2 separate regions of the Homo sapiens genome follow, and region 2 is linked to region 1. The links are chromatin loops, found by intact Hi-C in ENCODE. Cell type or tissue: CD14-positive monocyte. All regions are shown on one strand. Each heading gives the region's core, and the rest is flanking DNA. Links, peaks and the distances in the headings are about the cores only.

Region 1 (11,261 bases), core at 1,661-9,660:
GGCTGATGACATACCTGTCCTCTTGGAGCTCTGCTAAGTAGGGGAGACAGAAAATGTCAATTCCATGAATGGTGGTATATTTATAATTCAGTAAGTACCAGAAAAGAGAATTGAAGAATTAGAATTATAGTAAGGGACCTGACCTAGAGTGAGGTGTCCAGAAAGACCACTTTGAGGAAGAGTGGCAAGGAGGACAGAGCCAAGTCAAGAGGGAGAGGGGCTACAGAGTGGCCCAGGAATGGGGATCAGCATTAGGAAGGAAGGAACTGAGGCCCAAAGAAAATTTTAGCTCAGAGGTGGGAGAGTACAGGGACTGGGTAGAGGAGGGCCTTGAGAGGTCAGCTGGATCCTGTAGGTCCTTTGCCAAGGGTTTTCTTTAAGAAAATATATTTTTGTTGTTACTGTAAAATACATATAATGTAAACTTTACTACCTTGACTATTTTTAAGTGTACAGTTCAGTGGTGGTGTATAGTCACCAACACCATCCATCTCCATAACTAATCTTGTAAAACCGAAGCTCTGTATCCATTAAACAAAAGCTCCCGATTCCCCTTTCATCTGGCCCCTGGCAACCATCTTTCTACTTTTCAACTCTGTGAATTTGACTACTTTAAGTACCTCATATCAGTAGAATCATACAACATTTGTCTGTCTGTGACTGGCTTATGTCACCTAACACAATATCCCCAAGATTCATCCATGTCATAGTATATGCTAGAATTCCCTTCCTGTTTAAGGCTGAATAATACTATATTGTTTGTACGTAACACATTTTGCTTATCTGTTCATCCATCAGTAGACATTTGGGTTGCTTCTGCATTTTAACTATTGTGAATAATACTACAATAAAAATGGGTGTACAAATACTTCTTTGAGATCCCATTTTCAATTATTTTACACATATACCCAGAAGTGAAATTGCTGGATCAATGGTAATTCTGAGTCTAATTTTTTGAGGAGCTACCATACTGGATGCTAAAGAGTTTCAACTTGAAATTTAGAACAGTCAGAAGCCTTTGGTAGATTTTAAATAGGGAATGGAGTTGAATTAGAGAAGATGAGTGGAAATAGAGCTAGTTACACCCTCAGATTTTAGAATACCTCTGCGTTAGATTGCAAGCTATATGCAAAGAGGTATCTTGTCTTTTTTTAAGACAAATCCTTTTTCCTTTTCTCTAAACAATTTTCAGTACCAAGTGGGCCTCTGTTAGTGGAGGTTAAAGTGGACCTAAGTAATACTGAGCAGTACTTAACATCTCAGCAGCCTTCTTTACCCATCTGAAATGTAGCCATGTGTTTCCCCAGAAGCAGAGAACACTTTGCTAGTTATTCACAGAGCTTTGACATCCTTGAATGAAAGCAGTACAGCCTGGATGAATGCATATATGGCCATAATTATCTCCTTTTTGGACTACAGAACCCATTTTGGCTATTTTTCCCTCCTTTTTAAAATTTCTCCTCCTCTCTCAATCTTACAGGGCTCACTCTTTCATTATTAGGAACCGGCTCTGACTGTGCCAGCCAGCTATAAATGGAATGCCATCATATTTAAGGGTAGTTCATCATTTTCATAGTTTTGTCAAGTGTGCAGCCATTTTCCGCTGCAAGAAAGAGGAAGAAACAGTGTTTAGTCCAGTATCACTCCCACAGGCATAAATGCTCTTTCTCTCTTTTGTTTTTACTTCTTCCAATTTAGTGATTTGTGAAGTGAATGAGGGAGAGGCCCTCTTTTTCCTATTATAACCACTGATTTTTCCCCTACGGTGACTTCATTTTGGGTTGAATTTTCTGAGGAAGAAGAATGCCTTTTTAGCGTAGGTTGGACTTGCCCTGGTGGTGTGGGAGCAGGAGAGAGCTGGGGTTGGGAGTATGGACTCTGCAGACTTCATTCCCCTCCTGACTTTGCCCGTCGTTAGCTGTGTAACCTCGAGCCAATTACTTACCTTCTCAGTGCTTCTCTTTCCTCATTTGTAAAGTGGTAGTGACAGTGGTACCTGCCTGCCTCAAAGGGTTCTCCTGTTAGGAGACACTGTGTAGAAGTACCCACCATAAGCATTCAATTAATTATTTCAGGCTTCCTGTCTGGCTTCTCACTAGATAACCATTCCCAGGAAGATGTTAAATGTGTTTGGTGAGCCAGGCCTCAGTCAGTACACAGAACGATGTATCTGACACCCTCATTCTGGTGCCACCATTGGGGCAGTCCTGCAAGCTGTGTTCATGGCCCTGACGGGTGTTCTCGACAGAGGCCTCCTCAGCGCTGTTTGGAGCAGTCCTGCCTCACCGAGTCCAGGTAGTATTCAGGCAACACAGAGTCTGACTTGGTAGAAAACATGCAGTGAGTGGCAGTGAGGATTCCCCCCGCCATCCTCTGTTATATACTAAGGATAGATTTAAGGCTGGTGAAAAGAACCAAATTAACAGCCCTGGAAACTAAACTTGTCTGGTTAGCCACAAAAAAGTGTTGTTCCAGCAGCTTCATTTCCAGCTAATCCTCTTCAGCCCTAGAGCTTGGAGCTTCTCTGAGAGGGTAGTAGAGAGAAGGGTGATATTGACTGCAGCTTAGTTACCCACCCACTTACCTATAATACTTTCAGAATTGGTCATCTCAGGCCTACCCCAGCACCTGCCTGTGTTCTGCAGAAGATGCATTCCAAGGTCATGATCCAGCCCCTAGTCCTAAGGTATTTGTGAACAGGGGAGCAGCTGGTGTAGAAATGTCCCATGGGATTGACCGTGACGTATCTCTTAGAGGAAAAAGCTTGGTATGGCCTCCAATGGTCAGTGGAGTGCTCAGAACTGTTCTTTGTAGGGTGGTGGGCTTTGTATGGTGGGGGAGAACTTGCTGGGCAGGCTAGGGGCATGATGTTGTTGGTGTCATGAAGGCAGAGTGAGTTTGGTGGCTTTGCTTTGGCTCCATGTGAGGCTCTCAGCCTGTTGTGCCAGAAGTACTTATAGGGAAGTGATAGAAAATAAGTACTATAGCCAGGTGTAGTGGCTTATGCCTGTAATTCCAGCACTTTGGGAGGCTGAGGCAGGTGGATCACCTGAGGTCAGGAGTTCGAGAGGAGCCTGGCCAATATGATGAAACCCCGTCTCTGCTAAAAATACAAAAGTTAGCCAGGCATGGTGGTATGCACCTGTAATCCCAGCTACTCCGGAGGCTGAGGTGGGAGAATTGCTTGAACCCAGGAGGCGGAGGTTGCAGTGAGCCAAGATCACGCCATTGCACTCCAGCCTGCACGACAAGAGTGAAACTTAATCTCAAAAACAACAACAACAACAAAAAACGAAAGAAAGAAAAGACGTACTATTATGATTTGGGGTTTTCTATAGATTCAAAGTATTTCATATTTTTTTTTTACACCAAAGAATGAAAAGAGGAGAAATACAAATAGGTAGGGTACAGAAGTCTTTGAAACATAAGTGGAGAAGATGCAACCTCTTGCCCCAAGCAGAAGCAGGCCACTAGGGGTTCCTGGGCAGGATACCAAGCGAAACTACCAACTAACAGTGTGGCTTTAAATTGGCAGTTGCTGCTACTGCTACCACTTTCATCAGCACTACCTCGACAGCCACCATGACAAGAGCAGATGTCATTTATTAAGCCATTATTTCATGCTAAGGGATTTACTTGCAGAATCATACTTAATCAGCCTTTCAAGTTTACAAGCTACAAGCTACATATTATTGCTCCCATTTTATATGTGAGGAAACAGGTTTAGAGAGGCCAGGTGACTTGCCTGCTGCCATCCAGCTGTTAATGTCTGTCTTATTCCAACTACTGTGCTATGATCTCCCTTAGCTTTATTGTCCAAATTTGCAAATTGGAGAGAATATTTGCACTTTATACCTCTATAGCAGTATTTCTCAAATAGTAGTTCACGGCATATAAGTGGCTCATGAAAACAATTTATTGGATAAAAATAGAATCGACAGGATAAGATGGGAATAGAAATATCAGAGTGTGTCATACTTACTATTCCTGAAAACTTTTGTTTCTGATATAGTGTGGGGGTGTGTGCCTGTCTGTTTATGTATGTGTGTATTGCTTGGTAAAATATACTTCCTACCTTGGGTCATTGTCAGAAAGTTTGAGCGCTACTATTATAGAGTTATTATATAGGTCAGATAAATGTAAAAAGTTGTTGTAGAGCTTTTTTAAAAAGTCTAAAATGCTCTGTAAGCCTAAGTTCCTGTTTAATATTGGAAGGTGAAGCAAACAAGGAAGGGATGGTGGATAAGTGGGATGAGCTGTTGCTCCACCCATCCAACCCATGGTACATTGTGAATCTGTCACTACATTGTATCCAGTGGAGCCAGTACTCCTCTTTGACATTTTTCAACATAACACTCTAGGCCTCAAGATGAAACTTATCTCCAAACCCTACAATAAGCTTATGTATTGTTGGAATACTTTAGGACCAGTCTGGTGTTTTAAAGTACTGCTTAGCACTTATAGAGCTCTGGCTCTCATTTAAACTCTAGGAAAACAGATGTGATCCCTATGACAGCCTGGGGGTCTCTGCCTTACAAGCCCTACAAGGGTTGGCTACTGCTATTCCCATCATAATGCTCCCTCTGCCACCATCCCCACCACCATCTTTATCTGGAAGTGATTTACCTCCTTCTGCCTCTCAAAGGACATCAGACCAAAACAGAGTCTCCATCTATTTCCTCTTAAAGCAAAGGTGGCAAGAGGCCCCTCTGCCAAGGCCATTTTCATGGAACATGCTCTTTCCTCATTGAATCCAGTTCATGCGGGAACTGCCTGAAACATGGGGTACCTATACCTCCCTACCCCCAACAACTGCCCTGAAGTCATGCCCCTCGGGAGATCCACTGCTTCTCAGTGGATGCAGCCATTCTGATGATCACAGAAGAAACTGGATCTCTCCCAAGTGAATATCACATGCAAAACTGTTTCTCTGCAGCAGCCAAAGGAAGCCTGTAGAATTGGCAGTTCTTTCAAAAGACGCCACAGCAGAGTAGTCCACGTGGATGTAGGGATCTGAAAAGCATGTGTCAAAGACTCCTTCACTGCAACATGAAGTGTACAAGAAGCTTCTCTGTGTAGATTTTAAGTCAAGACTCAACATGACATTCTGAGCCATGTGAGGAGGAACTCAGACAGCTCAATTTGACAAAAGAGCAGGTTCTCTGTGTTTTATAGACCTTGCTAATGAACGAGTCCCGTGGCCTCTGCTGGACCGGCTCCGCAGTGCTCTGCCAGCCTGTTTCCCATGCATCTGTAAATTCATCGAGCTATAATGGATGGCTGGTGCCTGCAGAGGCTGACGTCTAGGCCTTTCTGTCCGGGATACATAGAGATCTCAAGCCATTAATAATTCATTCTGGAGTAATGAACATAGCTGTACCAAGTTGTGAGCAGTAATAATCAAGTGATGGATCAATTTATTACTTCAGTGTGCCGAAAGATAATGGTCATTAATAATGAAAGGTGTAACTCTTCCCACCCAAAAAAAAGTTTCCTAAGACTTAGATCAATGTGTCTTTTAAGTTCTAAAATAACATGGATCATTAAAAGGGAAATGAATTATGCTGGGTAACCTCAAGCTTATTTATATTCAGAGTTGCTAATCCAGAATTAATATACCTTTTTTCCAAATGCCTTTGGGCACTGGGGCCTGCAAATCAGAGTAATTATTACTCATTAATTAAGTCTAAGAAATGGAACATAGCTGAAGACTTTGATAAGGGAGGTTGGGATAGTTGAGATACATTCCCCAAAAATCATTTGAAGTTTAATGAGTAAGTAGCTGGGTTGGGAATAATTGTTTTAGGCCTACTCAGAAACTCTCCTCATCTTTTATTGCCTTAGTGAAAGCTCATTGTGCACCTCCTGTGCCAAGCAGTGTGCTTAGCACTGGTGCTACCAAATAAAATACCATACTTCCTCTTCTCAGGCCTTGGTAGGGATGACAACACTGTGTAATAAATGCAGGAGCAGGCCAACACTTCTGCCTTCACTGGGTATAGAGGATTGGAGAAAGGTGAAAGGAAAGTACAGAAAGGAATGGGCCATTTGAGCTGAGCCTTGCATATTAACAGTTTGCCAAGCAAAGAAAGCAGCAGAAGAACATTTCAGGCAGAGGAATGATATGGACAAAGGCAGAGAGGTGTGGAAGTGGAATGAGAGTGAAAAGTGAATTAGTATGATAATTACCACATATCCCATGCATTCTCACATTTAATCTGTACAACATTCACATGAAGTAGGTATGTTATTCACCCAACTTCTTCTTTTTTTTGAAGATGAGGAACCCAAAGCTTAGAAAGATTGAGTCACTCTGCCCAGACACCCAGAGCTGGGAGGTGGCACAGGCAGGCCTAGTGGTGATTTGAGGAAAGGTATGCTGTTTTATAAGAGTTCAGTCTTTGTGTTAAAAATAGTCGGGCAGGCCAGGCACAGTGGCTCACGCCTATAATTCCAGCACTTTGGGAGGCCAAGCTGGGAGAATCACTTGAGACCAGGAGTTCAAGACCAGCCTAGGCAACATAGCAAGACTCTGTCTCTACGGAAAAATTTAAAAACTAGCCAGGTGTGGTGGCGCATGCCTGTAGTCCTAGCTACTCAGGAGGCTGAGGCAGAAAGCTCTCTTGAGCCCAGGAGTGTGAGGGTGCAGTGATCTATGATCATGCCACTGCACTCCAGCCTGGATGACAGAGAAAGGCCTTGATCACACACCGGGGACTGTTGTGGGGTGGGGAGAGGGGGGAGGGATAGCATTAGGAGATACACCTAATGCTAAATGACGAGTTAATGGGTGCAGCACACCAGCATGGCACATGTATACATATGTAACAAACCTGCACATTGTGCACATGTACCCTAAAACTTAAAAGTATAATAATAAAAAAAAAAAAAGAAAGAAGAAAGAAAAACAGTGGGGCCCACTACAGGTTTACAGTCGTCATTATCAGAACAATTAAACAATAAAAGCACTGCTAAACATTCACATGTGCCATGCCATTGTGTTCTCCCCAGGGGAGGTGTGAGAGCTGAGTTTTAGGTGGAACTGCTGATAGCAGGGAGGATAAAGCTGAAATTAGAGGTTCTTGGGTCAGGAACCCTAGTTAGGAGGCTGTTACTTTAGTCAGATGTAGTGTGGAGAAGCCTGACGGGGAAAAATGATCATCATCCAAACCGTGTATTTTTATATTGGTCTACAATTTGAAGGTACTTTCATAAAAAAATAGCTTGTTGATTCACTTGCACACGGGACTTTTGTGACAAGAGGCTAAGTTTAATGACTTAGCTCTTTTGGGAGGGGAAGTATAAGGACATAGAATTTCCTTGCCACACAGAGGAGCTGATGTTGAAAGTAGTGATGTTAAAAGCAGCTTGTAAATATGCATACTTGCTGATTGACTGAGGCACAGAACCGAAGTCTCTCCCCCTTGCCAGGTCAGAATTTGACCATCTGCATTAACTTTGTCAAACTGGAAATGTGATGTAATTCTGGGTAGAATGGAAAACATAAGTAAAACCAGGAGACTCAGCAAGAACTAAGAAAATGTTTGTAAAATATTCTTTATGTGGACCAGAAACAGGCCACTCTCCCTGCTGCAGGTGTTGCTTAGCAATCAAAAAGCAAATCCTCTTTCTAACTGGGCTGTGCCACAGTTAAAGTTTCATAAACCTAACCATGCTCTGCCCACCTTTAGAGGAGGAAGTTAAACTCAGCCCTAAAAAAATTATAGAAAAGTACACATCTGCTAATAAAATTGGTTGATATGGTATTTCAATAAAGGCTCAGTTTAAAAACCAGCGCTTAAGGCAGTATAATCTCTTTTCTTCCTTAAAAAAAAAAAAAGTGGACCAGAGAAACAGTGAGAAACACTGCAGGCATTTATAGAATTGTGTGAAAAAATACTCCATATAAATAGCACTAAATGCTAGGGAGGTAGGTCTGTGCAAACTGCCTATCTCTACCCAATTTGTCTCTAGTTTCAAGTTAGTAATGAATAGCTTCCTTCTTGTAACAGGTGATTTAGGGAAGCTCTTGATATTGTCTCAACAAAACTGAATGGCATTAACTTTTAACTTATTTGTTGCCAAGTAGATGATTTATATGTTTTTATACATGGGGCCAGCAAGTGAACAATCGAGTTTTATAGCTAGGTCCTGGTGGCCTGGGTATGGAGTTCAGATACATCTTTTGAGTAGTTGTTTATTCAAAAATATGCCTACGTCTTTAGCAAATTACTCACAGGGTCAGCGACTGTTGACCCTGTGTGTTTGTTAGACTTTGAGTGTAAGTGACAATATAAACACAGCCATATAGATGAATATACACTAGTGCATTTTTATTTCTGTTTATGCCCTGTTTCACTTAATGTGAGCCATATGTTTAATCTGATCGGCCTTTAATACTTTACATCTAAAGTGCTGAATTTCCTTACTTGGTTTTAAATATCCAGATCTGCCCATTTAAAAAATTATGTCTATTTAATGCTTATGTTTGCAAATGTATTAAAGCCATCAAGAGGTTTTACATTTGCCATGGAGAAAAATGCTAACGATTGCAGTTTAAGCAGCTGCCAAGTACATAAATTGTAATTAAGAGGGATTAGCAGTTACCTGGACTTGCAAAACAGGGATTCAGATGTTCAAAGGTTAGTAATTTGGCAGATAGTTGCTTTGGTTGGTTGGTTGTTCTAGGCAAAATGGAAATGATAAAGCGTGTCATATCCTGAAATAGCAAAATAGCCTGGATGCTGAAGATTTCTGAAATGTGGTAGATTTTCTGACTCCTGTGGCATCTGACGATGACCCAAGTTCTGGCTCCTACAGATGAGGAGTCTATAAATAGGAAGATAGGAAGGATACAGGGTGGTTGGTATCTCTGTGTACACGATTTGTCTCATTGGTACCTTTTCTTTTCCTTCCTCCCAGTGTTGCTAACAACCACAAGCAGAATTTGATGACGGTGGCAAACCTTGGTGTGGTGTTTGGACCCACTCTGCTGAGGCCTCAGGAAGAAACAGTAGCAGCCATCATGGACATCAAATTTCAGAACATTGTCATTGAGATCCTAATAGAAAACCACGAAAAGGTAATATGTAATTGATCACTTGCAGTGAAGAATGTACCTGGGGGGAAGCTGCATTGGAATTGACCTTCAGAGTTGGCTCAGATTTGCATTGCTAATCACTCTTACACTGTCATGACGATGAAGTTGCTGGTGGTGGTAGTGATGGTGGTGATGATAATGTAAGGTTGGTGGTAAAGGTGTCAACCGTGGTAGTTACAATGACAACAGCCATGGTTATGGTGGTGGCAGTGGTGGGTAAAATTGATTGAGCATTATGTGCCAGGAACTGTGTTAAATACTTTATATGTATATTGTTATTTTATCCTCACAACAATTCAATGAAGGAAGTACTCTTATGAACCTCATTTTGGAAACATGCTTTGCCCATTTCTTACTTGATTGTTTTCTTATGAATTTATGAGTTTTTTAAATTTTAGGGATATTAAACTTTCTTCATTTGTGTTGCAAATATTTTGACCTATAGTTTGTCTTTCAGTTTTATAAATGGTGTTGTATTTTTTGTACCGTTTGTGTGCGCGTGTCTTTATGGTCTGTCTTTTCTTTTGGGGAATTGGGGTTCCTAGTCTTTCTTTCGAAGGTTTTCCTCATCCCCCAATTTGAAGAATATTAACGCAGAGCTGCCCTTGTAAAACTGGGGAGGGGACATAAAGCTGCAGTCCTCTCACCCACTTCATTGCTCTTATGAGCAAATCCATATGAAGCTTCTCAGAACTTGTGCAGGGTTCCCTAAAGCACCATTTGGCAGCAACAAATCTGGAATCTAATAAAAAATGCTGTTTCTCTTAAATAAAAACTTTGCCTAGAATGGCAAATTAATCATGCACAATAAATCCAGAATCTGACCATGCCTCACCACGTACACTGATAATGTTGTAAGCCACCACTACCTCTTGTCTGACTTTTTACAAGAGCCTCCTAATTTGTTTCTTTCTTGTACCCTTGGCCTGACAATTCTGATACCAGCCACCAGAATGAGATTTTTTTTAATGTTAAGCCAGATGGTATCAGTTTTCTCCTAAGAATTATCCAGTGGCTTCCCATTTCATACATTTGCCCACATAGTCTCTGTCCTTTTACTGTTACTACCTGATCTCGTCTCCTGCATCTCTCCTATAGCCATCTTGTTTCTGCCTTGCTGTTTCTTGGACACCACAGGCACATTCCTACTTCAAGGCCTTCGCAGTTGCTGTTCCCAGTGGTTGGAACACTGTTCTTCCATAAAACCACATGGCATACTTCTCCCTTCCTTCAAGTGTACTAAGTGAAGCCTACCTAGATCTCTCTGTTTAAAATTATAATCCCAACTTCCTGCATTCCCTTTTCCTTTTATTCCACTTAGTCTGTTTTCATATCAAAAGACAAAATCACAACAAGTTTAGTTTAAAGATGTTAATTGACTTTTATTTGCGATTCTAGAATTGGGCAACACCTCATTCTGTAAAATAGAATGAATATTCCAGGAGCTGAGCAGAGGAGGTTGGCTTTATAGACAGAAAAGGGCTAAAGAAGAGAACAAAAAGCAGATTAATTGTTTTGAAGTTACTTTCCTTGTAAAAGTTAAAGCAGAGGGGACTTCCTTCAGTGCTGACTAAAACTGGCCTGTTTGGGGATTTGCCTGTTATCTCTCCCCTCATTTATTGGAAGGTCAGACAAACAACTTATTTTTGGCTTGATGGCATAGAACTTCAGCAGAAGTAACTGCATTTTGATTTGGTCTCTTGAGCCTAGGGCAGGAGCTCAGTCCAAACCAGTGGCCTCCTATCAATTTTATTTAACACATAGGACTTCACAAATTATAGGGCATGTAATAAAATTTACTTACTGATTAGATCCATTGGCTTTCTGACCTCTTCAAGCATGTGTGCTTCAGGAAAGCAGGGACGTTGTGTTTTGTTCCTCAGTAGGCACTAGTACATTGGTTTTGGGTGAATGTGACAGCCAGCCTCCAAAATGGCTCCCAGTGATCCTGTCCACCAGTGTTCATTCCCTTGTGTAGCCCCCTCCACCTCTGAATAGAGCTAGCCTATGTGATCAATAGAATATTGCCAAAGTCATGGTATTTGACTTCTGAGAACAGAACATGTACATTACTCTGGGAAGGTCATCCTTCATATTCATAGGGTTTGTCGTCTTTGTGAGAGCAATTGGAATAAGCCATCTTGACTCCTTTTTCACTGTA
Region 2 (11,261 bases), core at 1,458-9,457, 100 kb before region 1:
TCCAGCTGTCTGACCTTGGCCATGTGACCTAACTTCTCTAATGCCTCAGTTTTCTCATCTCTGTGAAAGGAATAATTAGGCTGGTATGAGAACCGAATAAGACAATGCACACAGAATGCTTGGCATGATGTCTGGCACATGGCAGGGGTTTTGTCATCATCATCATTATTAATTTCTATCTGTCATAATTATTCTTTAATGATTCTTAGATGGACCGTGATAAGATAAAGTAAACACATGTAATTTCTCTTCTTCAGAAGCATATACTTGAAAATAGATACTTGTTGGCACGGATCTTTAACAAATCTTCATATACAATGGTCAGTAGAAACTAGACTATACCTACATCAAAGTATAGAAACCCAAAGGAGATAATGTTCCCAAGTTTTAGAGTACTCAGATAGAGCTTAGCTTCAGTTGGGTTGTTGAAGGTGCATTAACTGTTTCAGTCTTCTGAGGAGCCACAGATCAGGCATTTAGTGCCCCTTGTCCGCTTGGGTTGCTCCTGGAGAGTTGAGTTCTATTGTATTAAGGTAGATGCTCTCAAGAGGCTTACCTGAAAGCATATAAATTTGAGATTGCTAATCATAAGACAAAGCTATGGTCAAAGTGATCTTTCAGGACATTGCTCTTGCCTCTGAACCTCAGTCTGATGCTAGTGGGCAACTGTGAGATCTGTAGAAGAAGGATAGCCCAGAGCAGACTGACCATTTCTAAAGGGTGAATTGCATGCTCTTTGCTTCTGTCAGTATAGAAGGTATTTATGAACCATAATACCAACCACTGGAGTGACTTGGTAGTGATATACATTTGCCACTGCCTAGAAAGGTAAAAGGGTATTGGAACATCCTTTTAGAGGCAAGATAGAATAGTACACCACTGACCAGCTCTGTGTCCTTAGACAAACTGTGTAACCACTCTGGGTCTCAGGTTCCATATCTCTAAAATGTGAATAATACTAGACCTCATCCATATGGTGGTTGCAAGGATTAGATGTTGCCATGTGTGGTGCTTGGTAAGTGCTAGGTAAACAAAACCATTCCTGCTTAGTGCTGTGACTGAGCCACCATCTGGTTGCTTCCCCACCCTGGGCCTTCTTTGTTGGGCCCTGTAGTCACAAAGTCCTGGTAAGCAGGATTTGTTAGCTTCATTTCAAAACTCATTCTCTTTGGCTCATTAACCCAAACCAGACAGAGATTAACAGCCTGGCCTCAGAGGAGCAGGTGAGTACATGTTTCTGGTGCCTTTGACTCATTGATTATCCTTCTCCAATTCAGGGAATGCTTGGGTGTTCCAGGAAGGGGTCTCCCGAGACCCAGGAAACCTTGAAAGAGAGTAATTTGGCACAAATTCATCTCCTAATGAAGGAGGGCTGGAAGTCCTGCATTTTACTATTCCTTCTGGATTTTGCCAGCTATAAATAGAAGCAAGGTTCCCTTGGATAGAATGTTTGAATTTACTAGGAGAAATGCAGGGATCAAGGATGGCTGAAGAAAAATACTTGCCAAAGTGTGGTCTTCTCTTCTGCACTTCCCTTGCCCAACTTTCCAAGGTTAGTGAATGCCGGTCAGCATGGATTGCTGGTCTTAGCTATTACACTGTGACCCATTTCACTCACAGGTCACAAGGCTCTGCAGGATCGGATTGCTGCCCCTCTGCCCTATCCTTATCTCCTACCCCTCTCTGCATTGCACTGATTGCTAATCACACTGGCCTTCTTCCTTCAAATGCAATGACTTTTCACCTTCCAAGGACCTGTACTTTCTGTTGGCACTAGCCCCCACGTCTTCCCAAGGAGGTACCCCTCATCATTCAGGCCTGGCGCAAACGTCATCTCTTCCGAGAGGCATTTCCTCGCCTAAAGTCCACAATAAACCCCCGCTTTTTTTTTTTTTTTTTTTTTACTTTCTCCAATGTACTTATCAATATTTGAAGTAATCATAAATGTGCATCTGTTTATTTCTGTTTTCTTCAGTAATTGGAAAGTTTTATGAGAGCAGAGATTACAGATGTCTAGTTCATCTGTATCCCCAGCACCTGGAACGTTGCCTGACCATTATAAGCACACAGTAAATATTTGTTAAATACATGGATAAGTAAACGAATTGCAAGCAACATGGGAAATTATTATTTAGGAGGTCTTCAAACTTTTCAAAGCCGCTATGCCCTTCCTCAATAGCCACATGAGTAAAATGGATAAAAGCCAAGGGAGGGGTCATTTGGTCTTAGCTTCTCTCCAACCCCTTTGTTTGTGCAGGTGCTGTGTGGCTCAATTTGGAAACCATGATCTAGCTCAAGTTCATTTATATAGATGATAAAGATGCTGCTGAGGGAGAGTGGGCCACTGTGTTTCCTCTTTTAAGTAGAAATTACACAACCTCTATGTCAGCCTCCACCTAGACTTCGTGGTGACTTTTGCCCTCCCCTCAAATTCCATGAATGTTAAGCATTTCTTTTCTCAGTAGTAGAGTCCAAAGCGCTTGCATTGTGTTGTGCTGTTTCAGTATATTTCTTTGGCACAGTCTCATTTGATGTTCACATCAGCTCTGGCTGAGTTAGTCAGAAAAACCTATCATCGCCCACATTTTATAGATGAAGAAATTAAAGTTCAGCAAGATGAAGTTACCAATGGGGAAGCCCAGGCCAGGATCAAAATCTTTTGACTCCTTATCTCTAGAGCGTTTAGGTATATGCATTGATGCCTTTTCATTCATTAGACAATCCTCTTTAAGTACAGAAACCTGTTCTCTTTATACTCATCTTTCTGACCTTTAATAAGTGGCCTGGTAGCTTTAGTTTTCTTTAGAAAATTAATAATAAAATGGGATGATTTGTTATATTTAGAGCTTGATAATTCAAAGACCTTCTTGGGCGACTCCTTCAGTTTATGGATGAGGCAATAGATGCCCAGAGAGGCTAAGAGACCCAGTGACACAAAGCAGCTGAAGGGCCAAGTGGGACCTCTTGACCAGCCATTCTCCGTCATATTTCTTAAGTGAAAAATCCCTTTCTGGATTTAATGGTTCTTTTCAGAGGTAGTTGCCTTGGTTTCTTTAGGGGTTAAATAAGTGGTTCTCAACTGAGAGTAGCCATTAGAGTCACTGGAGGGATATATTTATATACATACATACATATATATATATATATATATATATTATGATCAGGTTCACCTTATGCCTTTCTATACCTACAGAACCTTAATGACCAAAGAAGGGCTTGGGTTCTATGATTTTTTTTCATTTATTTATTTAAGACGGAGTCTTGCTCTGTTGCCCAGGCTGAAGTGCAGTGGCGTGATCTCGGCTCACTGCAAGCTCGACCTCCTGGGTTCATGCCATTCTCCTGCCTCAGCCTCCCAAGTAGCTGGGACTACAGGCGCCCGCCACCATGCCTGGCTAATTTTTTGTGTTTTTTAGTAGAGACGGAGTTTCACCATGTTAGCCAGGATGGTCTCGATCTCCTGACCTCATGATCCACCCGCCTGGGCCTCCCAAAGTGCTGGGATTCCAGGCATGAGCCACTGTGCCTGGCCGATTTTTTTCTTTTCTAAAGTAGAGGTTTCATCTTGTTTAATTATGACAGCATATCAGAGATGGGCAAACTGTGATCCAAAGACTGAATCCAGCCCACCACCTTCTTTTGTAGAGCCCATAAGCCAAGCATCATATTTACAAACAAATATCTATAATTGACTTTATAAGGAATACTAACTTTGAGTACCAATTAAGCTAAATATCAACCTCTCTTAAAAAAAACTTATTCTTCTGATTAGTAGGCTTGCATTTCAGAAAATCATACTCAAATATTATTAGTTTTTAAATTTTGTCAAAAAATGTATGAAAATTTACTTTCTATCTTGTTGTAGAAGTACCTACATAATGTCATTGATTTTGCCTCTTGGCCCACAAAGCATAAAATGTTAATGTCTGACCCGTTGCAGGAAAAACTTGCTGACCCTTGCAATATGTCATTGTCTCTTTTATATTGGGCATTTTCTTTTTCTTTATTGGGGTACTTTCCCTTTTTGTGATTTACATTATTTAAGGGGTTTCTATGGAAAATATATATTCTCCTTATAACATTCAAATTTCTAGAAGTATGTAGAGTAAAAAGTAACAGTTCCCACTCCCCGGTATTAACAGTCAACAGTTTTTGATGTAAAGGTCCTGACTTTGCCACTAACTAGCTGTGAGACATTAGTTAACCCCTCTAGGCTTCATATTCTCCATCTGTGAAACAGTGATAATAACAGCTCCTGCCCAACAGAATTGTCATGTTGATGATTTCAGATCATTCATGTGAAATGCTTAGCACATTGCCTGGTGCGCAGTTCATGCTTAATGATTTGTAACTAATTTTAATTTTTTTCTCTTTTCTATTTATGTACGCATATACATTTACTTGCTTTCTTAAAAAGAGGGAATTTTTTTTTACACAATAAAGTTGCACAGATGATTCTGATGCACACACACTTAAGAACAGCTAAAGTAAATACTGAGAAGTAGATAATTATTGAATGGGTTCATGTTTGGGAGCCAGAAATTACCTTCCACTTCATGGTGCAAACTAGGGAAAGTGAGGAAGATAATGGTTTTCTACAGTGAACCTATAGGGTGGCATAAAATGCACATAAGTGAATTTTTATTTTTATTTTCCAGGTCTACAACTCGAACAAAGACAGCCAGAGTGAAGGGAGTAAGTACGATGCTTGGGTAACCTTCTACAGCCAGGGTTGGGAGTAGGCTTTGAGAAGTTGCTACTCCAGGTGTGAACCACCAGGCGGTGCTGTGGGCGTGTTGGGTTGGCTCCAGTTCCCGAGTGCAGTGGGACATGCCTCCACCCCAACTTTCCGCCAGTGACTCCAGAGGGACGGTAAGTGAGCCTGGCTGGCAAGGCTGTAGTGTAGTGACACCTTGCATTGAAATAATGGGTCACACTTTACAAAGCATTCTCGTGTACATTATCTCCTTTAATCGTAGGTCTTAAGACTATAGCTCGTCACCACTTAAAAGTTACTTAATACAACAATACTCAACTCCTGGAGAGCCTTATCCTGTGGGAAAGCCAAAGTTGCTGTTGCCTCCAGCACGGTCTCGCTCAAAGGACTGGAGAGGCAATAACTATGTTAGGTGATTTCTTAGTAACTGTTTTCTTTGTGGTCTCTTGTGGGAGGAAAGAATGGAGATGAATTCTATGGTAATATTCCTCTCTAATGGAAGTGTCCCTGGGCAGCCTCTGTAGACTGTAGTGCATTTGCCCTGCTGCTGCCTGTAAGCACTCTGGTTAATCATGATTTCCAAGGGTACCTGTAACCTTGTAAAGGCAATGGGATTAAAATGAACCTGCAACTGGTAGAATGTTTGGGCTGATTATCTCCTTGGTGTATAGGAGAAAAAACAAAATCCTTCCAGGTTGCTGCAAGAGTACAAAGGAAATCCTGTCACCTTGCTTTGTAAAATCCACTTGAGAAAAAATTTAAAGGTTGCCCTACTGTGAATTCCAGTTGTGTTAGGAAAATCAGTAGAACAGTGCCTCTCCATGTGGACCAAAGGATGAAGTTGTTTTTTTGTGAAAGCCATTACAGGACAGAGATTTTTCCCCCCCTTTCTTTCTCTTCAAAATATAATTTTTTACCCAGGAGTTTTGTATGAAATATTAAATAATTTGGAATGCCTGCTGTGGGTAGGTTGAGAGGCCTTTATGAGATGAAAAAAAAATGTTCCCCTCCACCTCCAAAAAAAATAAAATGAGCAAGGGAAAAATTTCAAGTAAATATGCAAGGAAACAAAGAAGTAATTCCACCCTACCCCACCCTTAATTAGGTAAGATTGTTTTAGAACACTTGAAGTCAACTCTGACTAACTGAGGCAAAAACAACAGTAACAATAATGAAGGAATATGTAAGGCTGTATGGTAGCTCATAGTAAGGTCAGAGGAGCTGAAAAGCTAGGCTTGAGAATAGATGAGTTCTGGAGACCTAGGAACCCGGTGAGAAAGGGTCTTCTGGATAATACGACAAAGCTCTAAACTGTTTGTAGTCCTTGCCTCACCTTTCTGAACATTGAGATTTCCAGGCAACAAGTTGGTCTAATTTGGGTCCACCCAGGGAAAAACTGTACATTTTGATTGAGAGTTTCAAGACTGCTGCAAAAAATGGGAACAGAGTAGTTTCCCAGAGGGAAATCAGGGAAGCCATCAGGACCAGAGGGGATGGATGCCAAGCAGGCTACACTAACAGATACTCACACCTGGCCCTGCCTGGGACACATTGCCTCCATAATAAAGGACCCAAGAGTGGTGGGGTGGGGGAGGAGAGGCACGTGAATGGAGACCTCCCCCTACACCAGCCAGAAGTTTACTTTTAACTTGTGACCTTATGAACCTACATCTCTCTACTTGGGATAAATCCCAATAGATTTGAAGGACAACCATGGTTCTAGTGGTGGGCATCCCAACTGGTTCTGACATTTCTTAAGGCATTTCGAGGATATGCTTTGGAATCCTTAAAAAAGTGACCACCCTCTAACTCCCCAATGGCTTATCCTAAAGAAATCATTAGAGTGCAAAGATAGTTTGTACAACAAATAAATTTGTTGGGGCGTTGGTGATAATAGCAAAGAATGAGAGACAATCTAAATACCAAATAGGGAGTTGGCTAAATAAATTAAGGAGTAATACACAGCCTTTAGAAAGAACCAGAGAGGGCTGGATCTATTTGCAGAAATTGTGCTGATAGTTTGTTAATGATTGAAATTTTAAAAAAATTAGGCTATAGAACAACATACATAATAACATGCATTACTTGACCTCCCTCAAGAAAAGAATAAGACAAACAGTTTTATTTTGGAAAATATAAGCAGTTGTGACATTTTGCTTTTTGCACCTCATTATTCACAGAGCAAAGAGAGTTGCTTGCCTTGGGTGTCTAATGATTCTTCAGTCATTACCCTTTCATCTAGCACACAGGAGGTAAAAAGATGGGTTAAAAAAATTGGTCACTTTTGCCAGCACGGTGGCTCACGCCTGTAATCCCAGCACTTTGGGAGGCCGAGGCGGGCGGATCACAAGGTCAGGAGTTAGAGACCAGCCTGGCCAACATGGTGAAACCCTGTCTCTGCTAAAAATACAAAAATTAGCCAGGCATGGTGGCACACGCCTGTAATGCCAGCTACTCAGGAAGCTGAGGCAGGAGAATCGCTTGAACCTGAGAGGCAGAGGTTGCAGTGAGCCAAGATCGTGCTATTGCACTCCATCCTGGGCAATAGACTGAGACTCTGTCTCAAAAAAAAAAAAAAAAAAATTGGCCACTTTTTCAGGAGTCATTTAAATAGGAATTGTTTTTTTAGGGTATTGATTGATTTCTAAGCTGGCAAACCAGTGTGATGGTCTGGTTTAGTGCTTCCTCACCCTTTTTTGAGTTTGGACCCTTTCCCACATGGTACAGGTTCTTAGCTTCCCCTCCTTGGTGGGGTTGTTTTACTGTATCTCTTGATTGCAGTAATTTACAATTTAATGCAAACCCCCCATAAGGCTCATCTACCACAGGTGGCGCTAATGCTCTGGGTCTTGATTGTTCTGCAACACTCCTTCTGTTTATGACACAATCTAAACTCTTTTAAAGATATGAAGCCAATCTGATATGAATTTAAGAGTGAGACACTGCTCTTCTTAACCAGATTCCAAATGTCTAGAGTCCAAATTCCAAATGTCCGGCATTTTCTTTTCTAGGAAATGTTTTGGTGGGAATTTCAATGCAAACATTTTATCAGAGAGCCAGAATGTTCTGAAGGAGCAGTTAACAAAAGGGAATTTCTGAATTCGTTTGCTTTCATCTCGAAGTTTCTCTCAGGGCATACGGTGCCTGTGGAGTATAAGACAGGGCCATAAGTAATGTCTGTCAGCTGCTGGTATTTTCCAAATGACCCAGTTGCCAGGGAGAGGATGGCAGCTGATAAATATATGTACATTTCTTTGCAGAGCCTTTTCTTCTCCTCTTCTCTATGCTCTGTTTGGATCTCAGGTTTAGAGAGATGAATTCATCACACTCCCCTGTTCATGGCACATTATCAGCACAGGTTTCTTGATTCATTCATTCTTTCGTTTCATTTTATTTATTCATCCATTCCCTTTTAGTTCTTTTTTCTAAAATGTGTGTCTTTTATCTTCCTGTGTTCTTGATAAATGGTGTGTGTTAATAAATGGTTCTGGGTCTTGTTTTATTTCTTACTTTGTGCCCTCATCATTGTGTCAGGAGCCATTCGTATTCCTCTGTGTCCTTTTATGCTGTGGCTTCTGATTACTGCATAATTTGTGGTACACAGCACTTTGTATCTGTTTTTGTAGAGATGTACTCCATCTTCTCATGCCTCCAACTCCTCATCAGTACTCACACCACCACAATGGACATCTTTGTACATATCTTCCTGTGTGAGAATTCCTCTGGGATACACCCACCCAAAGCATTGCTGGACAAAGGCTATGCATATACTTAGTTTAAGCACTCTCTTGTATTGTTCTCCAGAGTGGTCGATCCGCAGTCCCACCAACCCTACATGCAAATTTCTCCATTCCTGCCAACTCTCACCAGTATTCAGCTCTCTAATTTTTTGCCAGTCTGATAGGTGTAAAATGATAGTTCATTGTTGTTTTAATTTGCATTTCTCTGGTAATTAATGAATTTGAGCATCTATTCATAGGCCTGTTAGTTTACTGGGTTTCCTCTTCTGTTAATTGCCTATTCATGTCCTTTGCCCATTTTTCTATTTCAGTTACCATCTTTTCTTTTTGATATGTAAAAAGTTCCTACTGATTCTAGATACTAATCCCTTGTTAGATTTAGCCAGTTTAAATATGTTCTCATCTTGTCATCTGTCTGTTAATACGTGGTATCCTTCTTTGACTATAAATCCTTCAAAGCCCTTTTATATATTCAAATCATCTCTTTTTTGCTTTCTTGTTTATGATTTTCAAGTTGTGTTTTGGAGAAGGCCTTTATGACCCATGTCACAAAGATGTGTACCTATGTTTTCTTTTATTGGCTTTATGAGTGTGTCTTGCACATTTAAGTTTCTAATCTAGCTGATTTCCACCACTGTATGAGATGTTCCATGAAGATCCATTCTTATTTTTATCCTTGGGAAGAGTTAGTTTTCCTATCAACATCTACTAAGCTATCCATTCTTCCCTCGATTGATTTGTAGTGCCAGTGTTCTTGCATTTTAGGTTTGCATATTTTAGTTCTGTCTCTGAGCCCTTTATTCAGGTTTTTTGTGTAGCTGTTTTTGTCCCAATACCTCTCTGTTTTTAATAATAACTTTGAGGCAACTCTTAATATCTAGTTATATAAGTCTCCTCTATTTATTCTCCCTTTTGAGGTTTGACTTGGGTATTTATGAGTCTTTATCCTTCTGTATAAATTCTATAATAAGTTTAAGAAGTTTCCCCTAAAATAAAATTTTTCTTTGCGAGTGCATTGAATCATACAGGTTATTTGGAGAAAGTTGACACCTTTGTAATATTAAGTCATGTCTTCCAAGGGTTTTGAATGTCTTTCCATTTATTCAGACCACCAGTGTTTTTTATTAGGATTTTATTTTTCTGCCTAGAGATCGTGTGTGCTCCTGGTCAAGTTAATCCCTAAATACTAAATTTAAAAACCAATATTTTATTTTGCCAGCCCTGCTACCCATGGGGACCCTTCCTGGATTTGCTTCTAGAATGTCAGGAATCTATATCAGTGACACCAGATTCTCTAATTTGTCAAACTCTTACCTAGTAGAGAAGGGAAGGGGAAAAAGGGAGTATTGGTAATAAAGAAGAAGAAAGTATGATATTGTTTCTTCTTAAGCTTTTTTTTTTGAGGAAGTGGTCACTGCCAGTGTCAGTCACCTAGTTATCTGATACTTGTCATTGATTCGTCCCTTTCATTATTACAAAGAACAAGACTTCCCTGGGCAAGAACCATTTCTCCCATCTCACCCGCTGCAGCCCCGTTTGCTGTATCTCTCGATGTCTTTTTGTCTTTTTGCTGTTCCCTACCTTTGGGTACAAGGTAGGGAATATCTTTAGGGAGTTATAAAATTTACTCCCCAAAGACTATGAGAATTGGTTCATTTTTCTTTGTAATGAGTCCAGGTTGGAAGCAGGATGAGAGGCCTGTTCTCAGCTCAGGCTGCTATTGTCCTGCCGTCCCACCTGAGGGAAGGTTAGAAAGCCGAGAACTTGTCAGAGAGAACACACCAGTCCAGTGCAAGGGAGTAAGAGAAGGGCAGGCTCTTACAGTGTGAGTTGGTCTTTTCCAAGTTTGATGTTTTAAATAACAAATGTCACTGCCTACTTAACTCTAAAAAGATTAGCTTGTTTACAAGAATGCTGCCCTCCCACTGTTTCTCCAGCTGCTTGAAGGCTGAAGTCTGACAGATTGAGGCAGAGAGGGCTCAGTCTCCTAATCTTGACTTTATAGTGCCACTTTCCTCAATGTGGGTATTAACTCAGATTCCATAGGTTAATCGGGTTATGTTGAAAGGAATATGCTGAAGTTGCTGCAGGCATGCCTTCTCATGCATGTCAGGACCTGGCTTAACACTGGCCATCTGGCTTTTCAGAATGCCATTTTGTAGTTCACTCCACTTCTCACTCTTGTTCAACATTTTCCTGTTACTCCCACCTGGATCTTGTGCCGGATGAAACTGCAGGAGTCCAGGCTTCCTGTAGCTCTTCCTTCAGTGAATGCCTCTAGAAGTTCTTGGACTCCTGGCCTCACGTGATCCTTCCATCTTGGCCTCCCAAAGTGCTGGGATTATAGGCATGAGCCACCACGCCCAGCCTTCTGGGAGTTCTTAAGGGCAGGTGGCACTGAGATATATGAGTACCGAGAGGTAAGGACACTCATAACTAGAACACACATCTGTCTCTACCTTTAAAGCTCATGTGATCTGCTGTGGAGGTTCAGACCACAGGGGAACAATAGACAGATGGCCCAATTACATCGTGTGGGTGTATGTCATATTCAAACCATCTACAGAAGTACCCAGGGTGCAGACTACATGCCCAGAGCTCATGGATTTGAGAGTGAGCTACACTTGAAAAATGGAAATTTCCTCCCTTCTCTCCTCCCCAGAAGAAGAAAAAATATAACACTTCCTCCTCTTTGCATCCAAGTCCTAGTCCTTTCTTTCCTTGTGGTTTGTTTTTAATCTAGTGCTCTAGTGCTTTTTTTTTTTTTTTTTTTTTTTTGAGATGGAGTCTTGCTCTGTTGCCCA

Evidence for each region. Hi-C counts contacts between places; a loop is a spot of excess contacts. Peaks named below come from ENCODE experiments on the same cell type or tissue, not always from the same donor. Only the 100,000 strongest peaks of a DNase experiment are listed, where the experiment ranks them.
Region 2: a loop joins it to region 1, with 4 times the contacts of the local background. A loop is called at or near these places in 4 of 110 quality-filtered maps.

What each region holds. Positions count from the first base shown.
Region 1 is chr5:143,112,066-143,123,326 of GRCh38, forward strand. It overlaps ARHGAP26 (Rho GTPase activating protein 26), which reads left to right. Exons shown (of 23, transcript NM_001135608.3): 18 at 8,923-9,082. LOC124901098 (a long non-coding RNA gene) reads right to left here. Exons shown (of 2, transcript XR_007058980.1): 1 at 10,905-11,261; 2 at 10,462-10,582. Among named protein-coding and RNA genes, the nearest start is that of ARHGAP26-IT1, 75 kb to the right of the region's middle. RefSeq lists an enhancer at 2,655-2,724. In CD14-positive monocyte, for the core only: CTCF peaks have their summits at 6,433 and 6,636; DNase peaks (open chromatin) are centred at 5,946, 6,306 and 7,296; H3K4me3 peaks cover 827 bases; H3K27ac peaks cover 4,895 bases.
Region 2 is chr5:143,009,422-143,020,682 of GRCh38, forward strand. It overlaps ARHGAP26 (Rho GTPase activating protein 26), which reads left to right. Exons shown (of 23, transcript NM_001135608.3): 12 at 4,659-4,695. Among named protein-coding and RNA genes, the nearest start is that of ARHGAP26-AS1, 150 kb to the left of the region's middle. RefSeq lists enhancers at 1-533, 10,125-10,174, 10,595-10,804. In CD14-positive monocyte, for the core only: CTCF peaks have their summits at 4,804 (motif pointing right), 7,529 and 7,730; a DNase peak (open chromatin) is centred at 2,360; H3K27ac peaks cover 1,712 bases.